2 separate regions of the Homo sapiens genome follow, and region 1 is linked to region 2. A link is a contact called in ENCODE Hi-C or POLR2A ChIA-PET data. All regions are on one chromosome and are shown on one strand. The core of a region is the stretch at or near the end of the contact, and the rest is flanking DNA. Distances in the headings are between cores, read along the strand shown.

What was found. Hi-C counts contacts between places; a loop is a spot of excess contacts on that map. ChIA-PET counts read pairs that join two places held with the same protein, here RNA polymerase II (POLR2A). Pooled maps may share reads with other maps.
Region 1: a map of chondrocyte shows a loop between it and region 2 (2.1-fold over the local background). The contact joins the promoter of RAET1G here to the promoter of KATNA1 in region 2. A Hi-C loop is called at or near these places in 1 of 168 maps with a recorded cell type or tissue (chondrocyte) and 10 of 50 pooled maps. POLR2A ChIA-PET finds 5 or more read pairs at or near these places in 1 of 52 experiments (T-cell).

Annotation. Positions count from the first base shown.
Region 1 is chr6:149,921,070-149,924,424 of GRCh38, reverse strand. It overlaps RAET1G (retinoic acid early transcript 1G), which reads left to right and starts at 1,304. Exons shown (of 5, transcript NM_001001788.4): 1 at 1,304-1,499. The coding sequence starts at 1,415.
Region 2 is chr6:149,647,110-149,650,123 of GRCh38, reverse strand. KATNA1 (katanin catalytic subunit A1) reads left to right here and starts at 1,410. Exons shown (of 11, transcript NM_007044.4): 1 at 1,410-1,655. RefSeq lists a silencer at 1,191-1,460 and an enhancer at 1,531-1,610.

The DNA of each region.
Region 1 (3,355 bases), core at 55-2,554, 270 kb before region 2:
GATGAGGGACACACATGGGAGGGGGTATTTGTGCGCGGCTTGGAAGGATGGCTGGTCCTTGCCCAGGGGGAACAGGCCCAAAGCAAGCGCTGGCAGTTAGTAGCTATGGGGAGCTTTCATTTGAACCTGCTCTGCTGAGTCCCCTGGGCCATCCCCACACCTGGTGGGGCACTGTTCTAAGGGGAGCTCAGGGTCAATCTCTCTGATGTGCTTTCTAAATCAGCAAGGTGCCTCACAGGTTGTGATTTTAGAGACAAGGTTTTCAATGCTTTGCATTAAAATGCAAAGATTTTAATGAGCAGAGTCTTTTTGCCAATCCGAATTGGGCAGATCCCAGCAAGACACATATTTTTAAGATAATTTTTAAAGCTGTTTAATTTTGGTAAAAAAGTAGAACATAAAATTTACTATCTTAACCAATTGTTTAGTGTACAATATCTTCTTTGAAGCTTCTGAAGACCTGGTGCTTCTGTAATAAAATCTAGCCCCGGGCCAGGCGTGGTGGCTCACCCTTGTGATCTCAGCACTTTGAGAGGCCGTGTCGGGCCGATCACTTGAGCCCAGGAGTCCAAAGCCAGCCTGGGCAACATGGTGAAACCCCGTCCCCACTGAAATACAAAACTTAACCGGGCTTGGTGGCGCGCACCTGTGGTCCCAGCTACTTGGGAGGCTGAAGCAGGAGAATCGTTTGAATTCGCGAGGCAGAGGTTGCAGCGAACCCAGATCGCGCCGCTGCACTCCAGCCTGGGCGGCAGAGCGAGACTCTGTCACGAAGAAAAAAAAGAAAAGAAAGAAAAACCAACCAACCAAACAAACAAACCTAGCCCAGGCTATAACCACGTCCACTCGGGATTTGGGATGAGGCCGCGGGGATGGGACTGGGCTTGGATCTGCGCACAGGACGGTGGGTTGGGAGCACTCTGCAACGCAGGGAGAGGGAAGGCGGGTGTCGCAGGTACAGGCGAGGACAGGGAGACCCTGTCGCGGCTGAACACTTCTGTGCATTTTCTTCACCTTTCTGTGCATCGGTATCCACATTGGATTAATACAAAATGAAAAAATTGCGGTGATGATTACATGAGGGGGTCATGGAAAGAAGCCTTTGGCAGGACTGGTCCCGGGCAGGCAGCCAGCAAAGTCTGACTGGCTGAAGCAGGGGGAAGTGCGCGAGCGCTGCAGTAGAAAGTGGGGTAGACTTGGATGAGCAACTTGGCTGAGAGACACCTGATTGGCTAGCGGCTCAGCAAAGGGGGTGTGTTTCCTCCGAGGGGCGGGGCAGAAGGAGTGCTAGAGTTTAGGGCTTACTGGAGTTTAGGGCTGCATTCAGACGGGCTGCATTCAGACAGCCTGCGAGCCGCCAGGTGATCCACGGGCTGGGCTTCGCTTCTGCTGTCCCCTGCGATCCAACTCCCCAATGGCAGCGGCCGCCAGCCCCGCGTTCCTTCTACGCCTCCCGCTTCTGCTCCTGCTGTCCAGCTGGTGCAGGACCGGGCTGGCCGGTGAGTTCGGGGATGGAGCCTAAGCGGGGCGGAGGCCAACCGTGGGGGGCTGTGGACTGTGGGCTTCAGAGGAGGGGAGGCTTCTGGAAGGACCCGTGCGATCACCCCGGACTGCGCCCCCGCTCAGTTTCCCTCCGCGTCTCCTTCCCGCCGGGTCCGTTCCCAGAGGCTACTTATCCTCCGAGGGGAGGAGCTGGTCAGAGAGGAGGCTGGAAAGGAACCCCCGGAGAGTGGAGGGGCCAGAGGGCTGCAGAGGGCGACGTGGAGCGGGGATCCCTAGTGCAGCCCGGCAGTCCCACCCGCCCTCGGGAAGGAGAAACCAGAGCCCCCAGAATCCGAGCTGGGGTCAGGACAGGGGTGAAGTGGGGTTGCACAGGGACACAATCACAGACACTCCCACCAGCCACCAGCCTGCTCTGTTCTCACCCGCTCTCAACCACACAAACCTTCCAGCACCCCCAGGGCTGCGTGCCCTTGAATTTTTCCCTGCACTTTCCTGTAGACACTCACCTGCACCCAGCGGCTCAGCAGACACTTCCCACCCTCCCCTCACCATCCACTGCCACCACCCAGGTAACATCCTCTTACTCCCCACCTCAGCCCAGCTGGTCACCCCAGAGGTCTCCCCATCCATGAAGGGGCCCTCGCGACCTCTTACACCACGTGACACCTTCTGCCTCTTGCCTGAGGACACACCCCAGCAAACACACCCCAAGCTCCCCACAGAACCTGTGCAGGGGGGATGGGAAGCACCATTTCCTCCAGGATGACCCTGGGAACTCTGGTGAGTAGAGGCACCCACTTCTGCCCTTGGGGCCCAGACCTGCCTGTTCTTCCTACTGGGGCGCCAGCATCATAGAGAATAGTCAGTGTGTAGACAGGGGTCAGCAAACCCTTTCTAGAAAGGGAGGAAGGATGCCCTGTGATCTTTGCAGGCCTTGGGTTCTCCGTCTCAGTGTCCAGTCCTGTCCCTTTGCAGAGCAACAGCAGGCAATGGCAACCTTCAAATAGGGGGGACCAGATTTGGACCCTGTCCTAGGTTGCTGACCCTAGATGAGGGGATTACAGTGTACCAGCAAATAGTACCCCATCCCCTATGGTGTCATCTCCAAGTGGTGTCTCAGGTGTCAGTTGGAGAGTAGAAGGTGGTCCTACCTTGCCTGTGGCTTCTGGGTGGTGTGGATGTGATGGGAGTGGGGGTCCCATGGTTCAGGGTCTACTCTCCCCTCCTTTGCTGCTGAGTGGCATCTATGGTCCACGGGGGCCATCAGTGACCTTCCCTGAAACCTGAGGTGTAAGCTGAGGGTAAGGGGGTGCAGCCACGTGGTGTCCTGGGAATCGGGGCCAACTGCTTGTGCAGCTTCCCGGTTCCCTGTGGCCCTACTTCTGCCCATCCCAGGAGAACCACCTGTGTCTTCTCACTGCCAGACCTCTCTTCCTAATGACCTAGAGGGTGAGGAGCCCACCCGTAATGGGCAGCTCTGAGGCTGGATGGTCACGGCCCTTCCATGGCTAAAGGCCCCATCTCTGCCAAGGCCCAGTACTCTACAGGAGACACTTTTTAATGTTGAGATTTCCTTGCTGTGAGTGGCGTTGCCTTGCCTCTGAACATTCACATGGAATCTATGTTGTGATTCTCCAATTAGACATTGGAACCACATGCACCTCTAGGATCTTAGGGGGTCTTGGGTCATTGGGCACTTAAGGCAGGTCCAGCCTCGCTCATTCATGGATTGCCTGTGGCTGCCTTTGCGCTTCAACAGCAGAGCTGAGTAGTTACAATGGAGAATATATTCCCTGCACACCTTTACATGTTTACAAAATTGCCCTTCATAGCAAACTCTAGTGGCCATAAA
Region 2 (3,014 bases), core at 161-2,660:
AAGTGACCCACCCGTCTCGGCCTCCCAAAGTGCTGGGATTACAGGTATGAGCCACCGTGCCTGGCCTAGAATTTCTTATCAATGGAATCATACAATATGTATTAATTTTGTGGCCTTTGAGAAGTTTTTTAACTGTAAATTGGCTTTATAAATTAGCATACCTTTGAACTCACATAAAGGATGAAGGTTGAATTAGGGTAATTAATCTGTACCTCCCTGAATTGGTTTTGATTCCAAAAATATATACTAAATATAGTTTCCTGTTCCCTATTACAATAGAGTTCATATTTACTACAGTGAAACTATCATTTTCCACTCAGTTGAGACGTTACAAGACTTTAAGCCCCATGAAACATTCTATTTCGTGACCACTGTATACCCAGTGCCAACACTGTCTCACACATAGTAGTTGCTGAGTAAACATTTGTTGACTGAATGGATGTATTTCCCCTGAATTGCTTCTACATGTCTATGTTAGATGACTGGGGTGCTTTTATTTTTTTAGAGATAGGGCCTCACTTTGTCTCCCAGACTGGAGTGCAATGGCGCCATCATGGCCCACTGCAGCCTCCAACTCCTGGGCTCAAGTGATCCTCTTGTGTCAGCCTCCTGAGTAGTTGTGACTACAGGCGTGCGCCACCATGTCCAGCCAATTTTTGTACTTTTTGTAGAGACGGGGGGTCTCACTATATTGCCCAGGCTGGTCTTGAACTCCCGGCTCAAGCTATTCTCCCGCCTCAGCCTCCCAAAGTGCTGGGATTACAGGGATGAGCCACTGTGCCCAGTCGGGATGCTTTAATGTTAGAAACTTAATTACCTTGCGTTTTTAAAGGAATGTGTGAGAAGTGCCCTATTCTGCCTCAAGTGATGGCAGAGGGTGGAGATTGAGACTGGAGGAAGCCCTGTGCAGTACATATCTGTAAGTCATGAAATAGCATCATTTTCCTTGTCTGGTCATATTAAAACGGTGATTAAAAAATCAAGAAAATAAAATCCCACTAGCAGTGTGTCCGAGAATCTTTGTTTACCTCCTCCCTATTGTTATGTCATGACATGGAGCCCAGCTGGGGAATTCTGAATACTAGGTTCTAAAACAGGATTTGTCATAAACGAATTGCTTGATCCTGGACATTCACCTCTAAAATAGACACCTGACCTCGGTGTGTGTGTGAGTGTGGTGAAAATCAAGTGGGAGGGAAAGTGAGCAAGCACCTGAACAAGGTACAGAGGCGCGCGAGGTAGTACCATAATACCATCTACACCAAGGTCTATACTATCCCTGGTCTCCGCTGCGTCCGCCGGGAGGAGGCGGTGCAAGAATGCGCACGCGCGGCCCCGGGCCCGGCCACACCCTCTTCCGCCGCTCCCGCCCAGCGACCTCGCTCCCGGGGCGACGCCCCGCGTGCGCCAGAGTCGCCGAGGTCGTCCCCGGCACCGGAAGTGACCCTGGCGGGTTTGTCTTCAAATTCTCGGCGAGCAGGAGCCGCGCCGGCAGGTGGTGTTGACGATTGAACTGGGCAGTACTGGGGCCGTGAGCGGAGAGCAAAGTGGGCTGGACTGGGTCAGGCCCTCCTTCCTCGCTGCCGGGATCTCCACTCCGCCAATCCCCTGTGCCTGGCGTTGGGCGGTTTCCCGAGGAGCTTGGGCCGCCGCAGGTGAGTTTTCACTCTGGCGGTGCTCTGGGGACCCCCGATTTTCCAGGGCCGGGCTGGTGAGGGACTCGGGGGGCCCACAGCGAGAACCCGCCGCGCAACCCTCCGTGAGCCTGCCTGTGCCTGAGCTGAGGTCCTAGGTCCTTGCTGTTGTCCACGATAACTTGGCTTAGGTGACAGTCCCCCTACCTGAGGAATCCTGTCAGGCGGAGGACTTTTCGGGGGCTCCTGTCGATCCCATCTTTTGATCTGTGTCGTTAGCGAAGTCACCAGCCGAGTTTTTAGTTCTTCGATTTTTCGACTGGTTCTCTCCAGAACCCGCTCACGCCCCCCACCCCGAAACCCTCACAGGTAAAAATCCCGATGGCCATGACATTGGGAGGCAACTTCTTTTCTTAAAATTTGTTAGGTTCGAGTGATATTGTTGGGGATGTTATTTCTTATTTATTCTAGAGCCCGGCGTCCTCTGGAAGGCCTGTGGGCCTTTTGGTTTAGAGTTGGTACCTTTTAGAAAAGTTTTCCCTCGAAACAGTTGTTTCATACAAATGTGATGACAAAGTTAGAGATAAACGTAGATCCTGAAGTGCCTTACAGTGGATAATCTCAAGCTCTTATTTAATCAAAAATAGTTTCCTGTTAAAACCGCGAAGGGCCGCTTTTATATTAGTTACTAACTTCCAACAGCACAGTGATGCTCTTTTCTCTTGAAAGCACTAATTTACGTCTTCCTCTTTGAAATTAGACCTCTAGTTATTGCTGAAAACATTCCCGATGTTTTAGAATGGGTGCAGTAGATCTTTGTCACGTAATCACAATGATAATCACCTTAGTAGATGTTAAGACAGATTCTTGAAATGTTTTTACGGGCTTAAATGTCTCAGTATAAAGCCCTATTTTCTTTTCCAAAAGAGCTGGGTTTTGTTCTTTTTTTTTTTTTTTTTTTTTTTTTTGAGACGGAGTCTTGCTCTGTCGCCAGGCTGGAGTGCAGTGGCGCAATCTTGGCTCACTGCAACCTCCGCCTCCCGGGTTCAAGCGATTCCCCTGCCTCAGCCTCCTTGAGTAGCTGTGACTACAGGCGCGCTCCACTACGCGCGGCAAATTTTTTGTATTTTAGTAGAGATGGGGTTTCACCATGTTGGCCAGGCTGGTCTCGATTTCCAGACATTGTGATCCGCCCGCCTAGGCCTCCCAAAGTGTTGGGATTACAGACGTGAGCCACTGCGCCCGGCCGGTTTTTGTTCTTATACCAAGAAATAGGAGCAAAACTTTGTTTTGTATTAACATTAACAAGTTGTGGCCTGTAAATACCTTTAAAAAAAAAAACACGCAGTAGTGATCAACTTCCCAACATTCCTAGACTAT